Linked DNA regions of Mus musculus: region 2 is linked to region 1. A link is a loop called in an ENCODE intact Hi-C map of the cell type or tissue named here. Cell type or tissue: left cerebral cortex. All regions are shown on one strand. Links, peaks and the distances in the headings refer to the core of each region. The heading gives the core; the rest is flanking DNA. Region 1 holds the start of Gm33026 (a long non-coding RNA gene). Region 2 overlaps Gm33078 (a long non-coding RNA gene).

The links. A loop is a pair of places that touch in the nucleus more often than their neighbours do. Peaks named below come from ENCODE experiments on the same cell type or tissue, not always from the same donor. Only the 100,000 strongest peaks of a DNase experiment are listed, where the experiment ranks them.
Region 2: a loop joins it to region 1, with 2.0 times the contacts of the local background. A loop is called at or near these places in 9 of 42 quality-filtered maps.

What each region holds. Positions count from the first base shown.
Region 1 is chr11:57,865,978-57,871,351 of GRCm38, reverse strand. Gm33026 (a long non-coding RNA gene) reads left to right here and starts at 2,032. Exons shown (of 6, transcript XR_879887.3): 1 at 2,032-2,189; 2 at 3,523-3,620; 3 at 4,683-4,760. In left cerebral cortex, for the core only: a CTCF peak has its summit at 2,418 (motif pointing left); a DNase peak (open chromatin) is centred at 2,406.
Region 2 is chr11:57,917,798-57,923,171 of GRCm38, reverse strand. All of the region lies in intron 3 of Gm33078 (a long non-coding RNA gene), which reads right to left. Among named protein-coding and RNA genes, the nearest start is that of Gm33078, 8.7 kb to the right of the region's middle. In left cerebral cortex, for the core only: CTCF peaks have their summits at 2,687 (motif pointing right) and 4,980 (motif pointing right); no DNase peak of the experiment used is centred there.

The sequences.
Region 1 (5,374 bases), core at 97-5,096:
CAAACTGTCTCCTATCTGAGCAGCACCTCCAGCTGAAACACAGACAGAGACACCTCATGAATTCATGAAGCTGGCCACCAATGGATCAGACAACATCTGAACAACAGAGTGGGTATGTTGTCCAGGAGTTGGTCACCTTGCCAGGCTGGGGTGGCCTCAGGGGCTGGCTGTCGGTAGGATATGGCTGAGAGCAGCATAAAGTAACCTGTGTATTGCAAGAGGAACTGAGAATCACAAGGAGATGGTGACAGTCATGTGTCAGCCTCCACGGATGCAAGTGGCTGGTCCACTATCTACAAACCACTGGAACTGTTGGAGAGATGATATTCTAAAGAGACATTTGTACCCTCCCTTTGACTATTAGACTACTAAGACAGTGGACCCCTAGAAGCAGGAATTTCCCCCAGGAATCTCATGCCGAGAGGAGGGAGAAGCTGATGTCAACCAGAGGGGAACTCGTTTCACAAAAAGATTTCACACAACTGTCAGGTCACTTTACAGGAGAAACTAGAGCCAAGACAACAGGCAGTCTGTGATGGGTGAGGCCACACCCTTGACCAAAGTTCTTGACCAGGACTACTTAGCTATGTTTGCCTCTCCCCCTCTTATGTAAACCTAAACTTCACCAGGACCTTGAAGACAGACTTCTTCCCATAGCCACATTGAATAAATCTCCTTTCTCTGCTTTTCATTGTAATCCTATCTCTTTAAATGGTCTATTGCAGACAGGTGGTGGTGGAACCTGGCTGGTTAAGTCTGCCGCAGGCCAGGCTCTTACCCTAGCATCTCCAGTGATATCACCAGACCACAGTAGAGCAGGGCCATATGTACCGGCACTCAGCTCAGCCTTAGCTTTGAACGCTGCCTCCAGATTTCTACAAGGACATCTTTTTGCCTTACTGTAGGCCTCTCTGCCCCCTACCCCCCTGGCTGGCTGTGTTCTCTCTTGACCTCTGCTCTTGGTAGGTTTGGTGGTTCCAGGGCAGTGCCTCCTAAGGAAAAGCCAGAATCTCAGAGATGGGGCAGAGGAAGCCTGGCCATCCCTGGTACCCATGGAAGTGGGATCCCCGAGCTCACGCAGAAAGCTAGTGATGTGTACTGGGCTGGCAGCTCAGCAGGCCATGCCCTGCCCAGTTTTCCCAGTGTTTGTCTTCCTTACAAACAGGATGGCAGAAGATTAGACTAATTAGGAGGTGACTGGGAAGGAGGCAGAGGGATTACTTTCATGAGGAGGGGAAACACATCTCTCCACCCTAAAAGCATCTCTCCACACAGAGATGAGGAAGGAATGGTTTGCACTCTGAACCATCACCCGGACTGGACGGCCCTTGAGCTCCACTGCTTCCCACTTTTATCGAGGCCTGAAAACAAGGTTGTTTCACTGACCCTGAATAAATGGAAGAGGAGGAGACTCCCAGGCGAGAAGTCTGCTTTGTGTCACCCAGCCTGGATCCACAGCTGCCTGGTCCCTTCCCTTCTGCAACTCATTTCTGCTGCTGGCCAAGGCTTCTGTCCCCAACTTTGGTCCCCCTCAGGAGGGTGGGAAATGAGTGTCATGGGTCGCAGACAAAGGAGTCCAAGCAGCATGACGAGATGTCGGTGACTAAAGAATTAGGAATAGGAGACCCAGGACACATCTGTGATGGCCACCTGTGTGTCCTCCTACCCCCCAGGAGCGCCTCAGGTAGGTTGCCAGGGCGCAGGCCTTGAGTCTCTGAAGGTTTCCCTTTTATCATGGCTCTTTGGAGAACAGTGGAGATGGAGTATAATCACAGTGTTGGCTGCCATCTCTCCATAAGAAAGTGTCAACAGTTTCTGTCTTACGAGGAAGAACCTGAAATAAGCCTTAAGGACCTGGAGACATTCCTCCCCCCCCCCCCATCCTCTGAGGGGTTGCCCCCACCTCACGAAGATGCCCCAGGCCACCTGACCTCCATTCTCACCTTCCTGTGAGGCCGTCCTGGATGGTTCTGGGAGGGGCCCCGTGGTGCTGAGAGGTAGAGAGATTGGATCTGGTCAGGGTGACCTTTCTCTCTCTTTTTAAGCTGCAGGCCTCAGAGGCTCACAGCAAGAGAAGAGCAGACACAGGATGTGAAATGAATCCAGGCCTCCTGAGCTCTGTGTCTCTTTCCCCCAGCCCTTTGTGCTCTGACCTACAAAGGACAGGAGTGCTGCGGAGAGCAGGCTGAGTATGGGAAAACAACTGGTGAATGTGTATGTGAGTGCGTGAGTGAGTGAGTGAGTGAGTGAATGAATGAATGGATGGATGAACGAATGCCGTTCCCCTCAGAACAGTGAGAGATAGAGGCTTGTTTCCTAAAATATCAGACAGGAAGGGCTTAGACCCTCAGAAGCTCCCCTTAGCCTGAGGAACTGTTCATCACCCTCCCCAGGGAATTGGGTGCCACCTAGAGGACACTGGGGTCCCAGCAACCATGTCCCCAGAAGAGGGGCCCACCCCATAGTTCCTAAGCCTTCGGTTACACACTCCCTTTACCATTTTTTACTCGCTCCATTTCTTTTCCTTTAAAAAATGAGGACAAAAGCCAGGTGGGGTGACACACACCTTTGAGGCAAAGTCAGAGACAAGGGATCTCTGTGAGTTTGAGACCAGACTGGACTATATGAGTTCCAGGCCAGCCAGGGCAACACAGTGAGGCCCTGTCTCAAAAAACAAACAAACAGGAGCTGGAAAGATGGCTCAGCAGCTAAGAACACTCAAAAACTTAACGGTGTGCATGCACACTTGTACGTGTGTCACACAGATGCACAAGAATACACAGGCAGATAGAAAATGAGGCGTAGCTTGGTAGCGGAGCCCTTGCCTAACAGCCTGGATCAGGTCCTTATTCCATCCTCACGAGGCTCATGCACACCTATGTTACACACATATATCACACACACACACACACACACACACCTTTAAAAGGTCAAGAGAAAGGTCAGGGGAAGTCTGAGTATTGGTCTCCAACTGAAGGGACCACAGTGGGTCTCCATACTGGGCATGCACAGGAGTTATCTTCTAATAAGTGATGGTTTAGGGTCTGCAGGAGACTGACCTCAGTTTAAGGAGGCAGGAGCAAGCTGATCAGTGAGAGGGCACATCCCATCAGCTCAGGTCCAAATGACGGCAGGAGAGTCACTAATGCCCTTCCAAGCTACCTGACATTTTAAGATAGTTTCAACATTTCAAAAATGTGTAACATTAAAAATAAGTAAGGCACAGATAGCTCAGAGTAGTGCACTTGCTTCTAATGTCCAAGGCTTAGGTGCCACAACTGCAAGTGGGGGCTACTCATTTTAAGGTATGGTAGTGACAATATCTGCGGGTGTAGTACCTGGGGTGGGAATGGGGCTGGGGAATTATGAACCACAACAAAAATGGCTCTGTCTCAAAATTTAAGTAAATATGTGTTTATATTATTTATTTGTTTGTTTGTTTATTTATTCATTTGTTTGTTTAGTATTGGGGGGGCAGTGCAGAGATGCCTCAGCAGTTAACAGCACTGGCTGCTCTTGCAGAGGATCCAGGGTCAACTCCCAGCTCCCACACGGCTCACAGCTGTCTGGACTCCTGTCCCAGGGAATCGGTGCCCTCTTCTGACCTCTGAGTGCACCAGGTATGCATGTATGCAGACACCCATGTGAGCAAAGCATTCACACATGTTAAAATAGTAAATCTATTTAGCGTACACGCGTATTGCAGGGGTGGGTGGGGTTCCTGAGAGAGCTTGCAGGAGTCAGTTCTCTCTGTCTACCCTGTAAGTTCAGGGGATGGAACTTGGCTCTCCATGCTCAGCAGCAAGCATCGTTACCCACCTAGCCATTTTGATGGTCTTGTAAGTAAATAAAATTTGTGAATGCGTTTATTGCATCTCCTTCATAGTGAAATTACAATGAGATGAAAATTGTGCTGCTCACGAGCCTCATTTGGAACTGGATGCCCTCTTTGCATGCTTGGTCTGTGGAGTAGGTATCAGCACTGGTCAGTGGAGTAGGTATCCTTACGTTCCAGATTTGTAAACCAAAGCGAGGCTTGCCATGGTGGCCAAATTTGCAGCCTGTGGTCTTAGTATCTTCCCATGATGCCTTCTGCCCGCCCGCCGTCTTCACCCTGCATCCTTACTTCATCCACTCTGCTTGTCAAATACTCCCATTCACCAAGACCTCTGCGTTCTCAAGCAAAAGATCCAAACTCTTTTTGGTCCATCACTGATGCAGGAAACAAACCTACCTTCAGAGCCTCCGTGAGGCTGGGCTGCTGTGCAATGCCTCCCAGAGAACTGACCCCTGCAAGTCCTCTCTTTCTCCCCTCCCTAGGGGAATGCCTTTGAAGCCTGTGGGAAGTAGACTCCCTTGGCCTGAATAGGCAGCACCAGCAGTGAAGAGCCAGGGTCCCATCAAGGGCTTCCGGGCAGGGCTGGGAAATACGGGAAGGCTGATAGAAGGGTGTACAGGGCAGGAGATGGGGTCCCTGCAGCAGACGGAGGGTCCAGAGGGCCTGTGCAGCCATTTTTGAGAAGGGCAATCCTGATTCCTCTGCAAAGGAAGTGGCTGTGATTTACATTTTTAAGTGTTCTGGCAGGCTGGAAAGGATCAGAGGGCCAAGAGTGGAAGCAGATGGGTCCTTATCTCCCCTTCCCCACTTTCTGGGCCAGCCTAAGTCTTATCTTGCTTTCTAGAGAGCTCCTTGAGGCCAGGGAGGACGCCTGTCTCAGAGGTTGCGGAGCCCAGACCAAGCCTGACCGCGGACGGACGGGGTACGTTGTCTCCAGGCCCAGCCTCTGTCAGGAGAGAGGGGGGGGTGGCATATTCTGCTCTCTCTTCTTGCCCCCCACCTTTCCTACCCTGCCTCACTCCCTGGCCCCAGCTCCAGGGAGTGTTTGACAGAGGCACGTGTTCTCCAAACACAACTTGACGCATGATTTCGGGAGAAACATGCAAACAGACTTCTGCCTCGCATCCATCAGGGGAGACACAGGCTCTATAAACAAAGGCACAGCTTGACTCCTGTTCTTCCAAGCGGGACATTTTCCCCGGTGAACCTGGCGGCTCCCCTCTTCCTCCCTCCAACCAGTCCCAGCCTGACCATGGAGGAGCAGAGCTTCTCACTTGAGCCTCCAGGACACTTGTGCACCATAAGAAAACAGATTTCAGCTGGGCTCCATAGTGCATGTCTAGACTCCCAATTCGGGGAGGCTGAAGCAGGAGGATTACTGCAAGTTCAGGACATCTTAGGCTATATAGTGTGAGGAGAGAGAGGCAGAGAGAGAGACAGAGACACAGACAGGCAGACAGACACACAGACACACACACACACAGAGAACACCAATCAAAATACTATTGTGGCTGGCAGATTATATGCTAACACTAT
Region 2 (5,374 bases), core at 247-5,246, 52 kb before region 1:
TTATACTAAATTTTATTCCTCTTATCTCCACCCACCCTCCTGTGCTATAGTGCTGTTTTAGTTAGGGTTTTACTTCTGTGAACAAACACCATGATCAAGGCAAGTCTTTTTTTTTTTTTTTTAAGATTTATTTATTATTATATGTAAGTACACTGTAGCTGTCTTCAGACACACCAGAAGAGGGAGTCAGATCTTGTTACGGATGGTTGTGAGCCACCATGTGGTTGCTGGGATTTGAACTCTGGACCTTCGGAAGAGCAGTCAGGTGCTCTTACCCACTGAGCCATCTCACCAGCCCAAGGCAAGTCTTATAAAGGACAACACTTAATTGGGGCTGGCTTATAGGTTCAGAGGTTTATCATCCATTATCATCAAGGTGGGAACATGGCAGCATCCAGACAGGCATGGTGCAGGAGGAGCTGAGAGTTCTATATCTTCATCTGAAGGCTGCAAGCAGAAGACTGGCTTCCAGGCAGCTAAGATGAAGACCTTAAAGCCCACACCCACAGTGACACACCATTCCAACAAGGCCACACCTCAAAACAGCACCAGTCCGCGGGCCAAGCATATTCCAACCATGGCCAGTGCATATGTGGAAGATGGAGGACTATCTGCAGGAGTCAGTTCTCTCCTACCACATAGGTCCTGGGGATCCAACTCAGGTCATGGGGCTTGATGGCAGGCATCTTTACCCACTGAGCAATCTTATTGGTTCATTATTATCATCAGCTGGGATCACACTCCCTAGGCGGTCAAGGATGACCTTGAGCTTTTGGTCCTCCTGTCCCTTTGGAACTCCGAGGAAAAGCTACAGGTGTGGGCCTTCACACCTGGCTAATTCTAGACAAACATTCTGCCAAGAGGACTGTATCCCCCACATCTATAGGATTTCAAAAGTCAAAACAGACTTGAAAAAGAACAAAATTAGAGATCTCAAATTTCTACATCTTCAAAACACTACAAAGCCACAGTGACTGGCATCTGTCAGTTACTGTGTCAGAGCACCCGACCAGAAGCAACTTCAGGGAGGAAGGAGTTGCTTTGGCTTAAAGCAACTCAGTTTCCCTGTTAGTACCACAAGAGCTGTTATAGTGGGAGGCATGGCAGCAGAAGAAGGAGGTGTCTGGTCACATAGCATCCACCGTCAGGAAGCAGAGCCAGGGTATAAAAGTTTTAATATCAGCAAGGGACAGTGGCACATGTGTTTCATCCCAGCACTTGGGTGGCAGAGGTAGGCAGACCTTTGAGTTCAAGGCCAGCCTGGTCTACAGAGGGAGTATCAGGACAGCCAGGGCTACACAGAGAAACCTTGTCATGAAAAACAAACAAACAAACAAACAAACAAACAAACAAAGAAACAAAGAAACAAAGAAACAAACAAGCTGTAGTATTTGATGCTCTACTCCTGAAAGCTTCTACCACCTTCGTAAAAGTGCATGGGCTCGTGACACACACACACACACACACACACACACACACACAGAGAGAGAGAGAGAGGGGCACAGTGTATTTTGTGTTTTCTCCTACAGAGACTGTCTGGCAGCCCACTTGGAAGAGTCTATCGTGAATGGTGGGCATAGGATGTATATAGTAAGGGCTTAGGCTGTCTGGAGGAGCCCATCTTGCCGGTCCTCTCTGAGCTGAGTCCTTGGCCTTGAAAGCATCTGGAAGAGGACAGGTAGGCATGGTGATGCAGGGAGGAGGGAGGAGCCTGGCGCCTGAGGGACATCCCTGGCTAAGAGGAGGCCAAGGAGGAGGACAGAGAAGGGTCTGTTTACACTGGTCCTCTACACTCCTACTTCCTTTGAGCATTCTTATTGTCACTGTGCTGGGCACTAGAGAGACAGACAGCTTCCTGTCTTCAGTGGAAACGGACCATCGAGGTGAAATGGAGGGTCTTTGATGGTGGTGGCAGTGTGTGTGTGTGTGTGTGGGGAAGTTGAGTGTGAAACACTGGGAAGGGAGCCTATATGGGTGTGTGTGCTTGAAAAATCACCTGGCTCATTGTGCAAATAGAGAAACTGAGTCCCAGGGAGGACCTTTTCATGGGATAGTTCTGTTGTCCTGACCCTAAGCCTGTGTTCTTGGCATTTCTTTCTTAGAGATGGGAATTTTTCTCACATGGACATTTTGTTGATAAAACCAGGTAAGAGGAAGATAGGACCAGCATCAAGAAGACACTGTTCTTAACATAGCATATATAACTGTATGAAGCACCCCTGTGCAATACAGTACACAAATACATGCATCGAAGCTTAAAATAACTTTAATAGGATTTGTGTGTGTGTGTGTGTGTGTGTGTGTGTGTGTGTGTGTGTAGCTCTGGGTGTTCTTAAACTCTCTAGACCAGGCTTGCCTGATACTCACAGAAATACAGCTGTCTCTGTCTCCAGAAGTGCTAGGATGTAAGGGGTTTGTCACCATGCCTGGTCTAGGACTTATTTTAAAAGTTTGTTTGCAAGTGGGTACATACCCGTGAATACAGGAGCCCGAGGAAGCCAGAATCATCAGAATTACAGATGATGCTGAACCTCATGATAGGCACCCTTGGCACTAAACTGGGGTCCTGTCTAAAAGCATCAACATCTCTCAACCTTTGAGCCATCTCACTAGCCCTGATACGTATTTTGGTTTTAATTATGTGTGTGGGTGTGAGGATATGTGCACATTAATGCAGTGCCTGGAGAGGCCAGAAGAGGGGGCTGGAGTTACAAGCAGTTGTGAACTCCCTGACATAGGTGCTGAGAAACATGGGTTTGGGTCCTTGACAAGCACAATAGGTGTTCTTAACTGCTGAGCCATCACTCCACTTCTTCTTTAAAACAAACAAACAGGGCTGGAGAGATGGCCAAGCGGTAAAGAGCTGTGGTAAAGACTGTTCTTCCAGAGGTTCTGAGTTCAATTCCCAGCAACCACATGGTGGCTGATAACCATCTGTAATGTGCATCTGATGCCACCTTCTGGTGTGTCTGAAGGCAGTGACAATATACCCACACACATGAAATAAATAAGTAAATTTTTTTTTTTTTAAATTTTTTTCGAGACAGGGTTTCTCTGTATAGCCCTGGCTGTCCTGGAACTCACTTTGTAGACCAGGCTGGCCTCAAACTCAGAAATCTGCCTGCCTCTGCCTCCCGAGTGCTGGGACTAAAGGCGTGTGCCACCACACCTGGCTAATAAGTAAATCTTTAACAAACAAACAAACAACTTTGCATGTGTTTGGGGGCATATGAAACCCCTCCCTCCAGCTACAAGACTGAAAAATTGGGAACAACTTGGGATAAGTTTTTACCAGATGAAAATGCAGACATCACCACTTCCTGGGAGTTTGTGCCATAACAAGGGATAATTTTCTTCTTGGTCCCAAGCAGGCTTGGAGTTGGTGACATTGGGTAGGAAGCTGTTTTTACAGAACTCAACAGCTGCCCCAGTCTACAGTCTTGAGCGATGGATAAAGGTCACCATGGGACCACGTGTGAGGAAGACAGGCTGTGGTCCAAGCCCAGGGTGGGTCTTCTCACTCCTCACTGTGTTGGACGGCTTCAGGATGGTGGATGACCATCTTCAGGGAGATGCTGGGCCAGTTGGGAAGACAAACTCCTCAGGTGTTTGCCTCTAGTCAAGGACTCCACAGCTTTGTGGCTTAGAATCTAATGCTAAGATTCTCAGCACAACCACGTGCTACACTCAGCCATTTGTGACTAGTAAGAGCCCTCATTTCTCTCTATTTCTTCCACCTCTCGTTTCTAGGGTTCCTGTAGAACCCTGACAGGGTGGGAGCTTATGATGGAACAAAACCTCTCACCTTATTGCCAAGAAACCTAGAGACTGTGGAGAGGGCTGGGGTCGTATAGCTCCTTTCAAGGATGCATAACCCAGACAAAGATCTCACTCTAGGGTCCACATAAAGGTCTCACCACCTCCCAATAGTGCCTCCTTGGGACCATGCCTTTAACAACACAAGGCTTTGGGGACCACTTTTCTAAACCGCAGCAGGCCATTGCTGGTCTTCCTTTTCCCGCCATGATGTATTTAATCAAACATTTGCTAAGTATGGCCTGTGTTCTGGGCCCAGCAACAGGCACTCAACTGTGGCTCTCATAGTCGCGCTGTAAGGAGGTTCTGGGAGAGCCTCGCTCCAGGGAGCTTGAGCTCTTTTCTGTTTTCCTGTCAGCGTGGAGGGGCCTCTTTCTCTCTGGGATTGCGGTGGGATTCGATTTGCACGTGTAATTCTGATGTGAAGCCAGTGTAATCAGATCCTGCTGAGAGGGTCCTGCCTTCGGGCTGAGTGGATGTGTGAGCGCACAGGCGCGTGCTCGCTGGCCATGCAAGAGTATCATGTAATTCAATGACACAGTCTCTGTTTCCAGAAATGGATTCCAGGCCACGGCATCCACATCCAGAAGTGATCCTGGTACTTGTCCTAAGATTAAGTGAAAGTGACAAGTGGCGGGGAGAACTGAGTAAAGATGGCGGGTGGGGTTCGCCTTTCCCTTTCCAGACACTGGCAGCTTCTTGAAGCACTTCCGGTCCCAGTGCTGGTTGGATGCTTCTCTCCCACCTCCTCAGGGCTGAGACCGTGTGCAGCAACCCACAGCTGCAGGCAGAAGTCCTGGGTATCACAGCCGCTTGCTCTTAAGTTTTAGGTGTGGGCTGGAGAAATGGCTCAGCGGGTAAGAACACTGACTGCTCTTCCAGAGGTCCTGAGTTCAATTCCCAGCAACCACATGGTGGCTCACAACCATCTGGAATGGAATCCCATGTCCTCTTCTGGTGTGTCTGAAGACAGCCACAGTGTGCTCATATGCATAAAATAAATAAATATTAAAAAATAAAAAAGCTTTAGGTGTGAACGGAGCTTCAGCAATCTTTTGCCTGCTGCTTTCTTTTTTTAAAGGACATTTTAATTTTATCTTTGTGCGCATGTGTGTCTGTGGGTACGCTCACAGGTGTTTGGATATCCCTGAGATGCCAGAAGAGGGCACTAGAACCCTGGAACTGGAGCTTCAAGTGGCTGTGAGTCACCCAACAAGCGTGGTGGTCCTCTGCAGGAGCAGTAAGGACTCTTAACTACTGAGTCATCTCTCCAACCCCTTTTACCTTTTTTGACCACATATTTAAAATTAAAGATAAAGCAAAACCAACAAACAGACGAGCTGTGATGACTCACACCTGTAGTCCAGCAGCTGGAAGGTGAAGCAGCTGACTTAGCATGTTCAGGGCTAGCCTGGGCTAGAGCTTAAGACCCTGTCTCAAAAAACTAAAAATTAAGGCCAGAGAGATGGCTCAGTGGGTAAAAGTGCTGTGGTACAGGCCTGATAACCTGAGTTTGAATCTCAGAATTCTGTGTGGAAAGGGAGAACGGCCTCCTAGG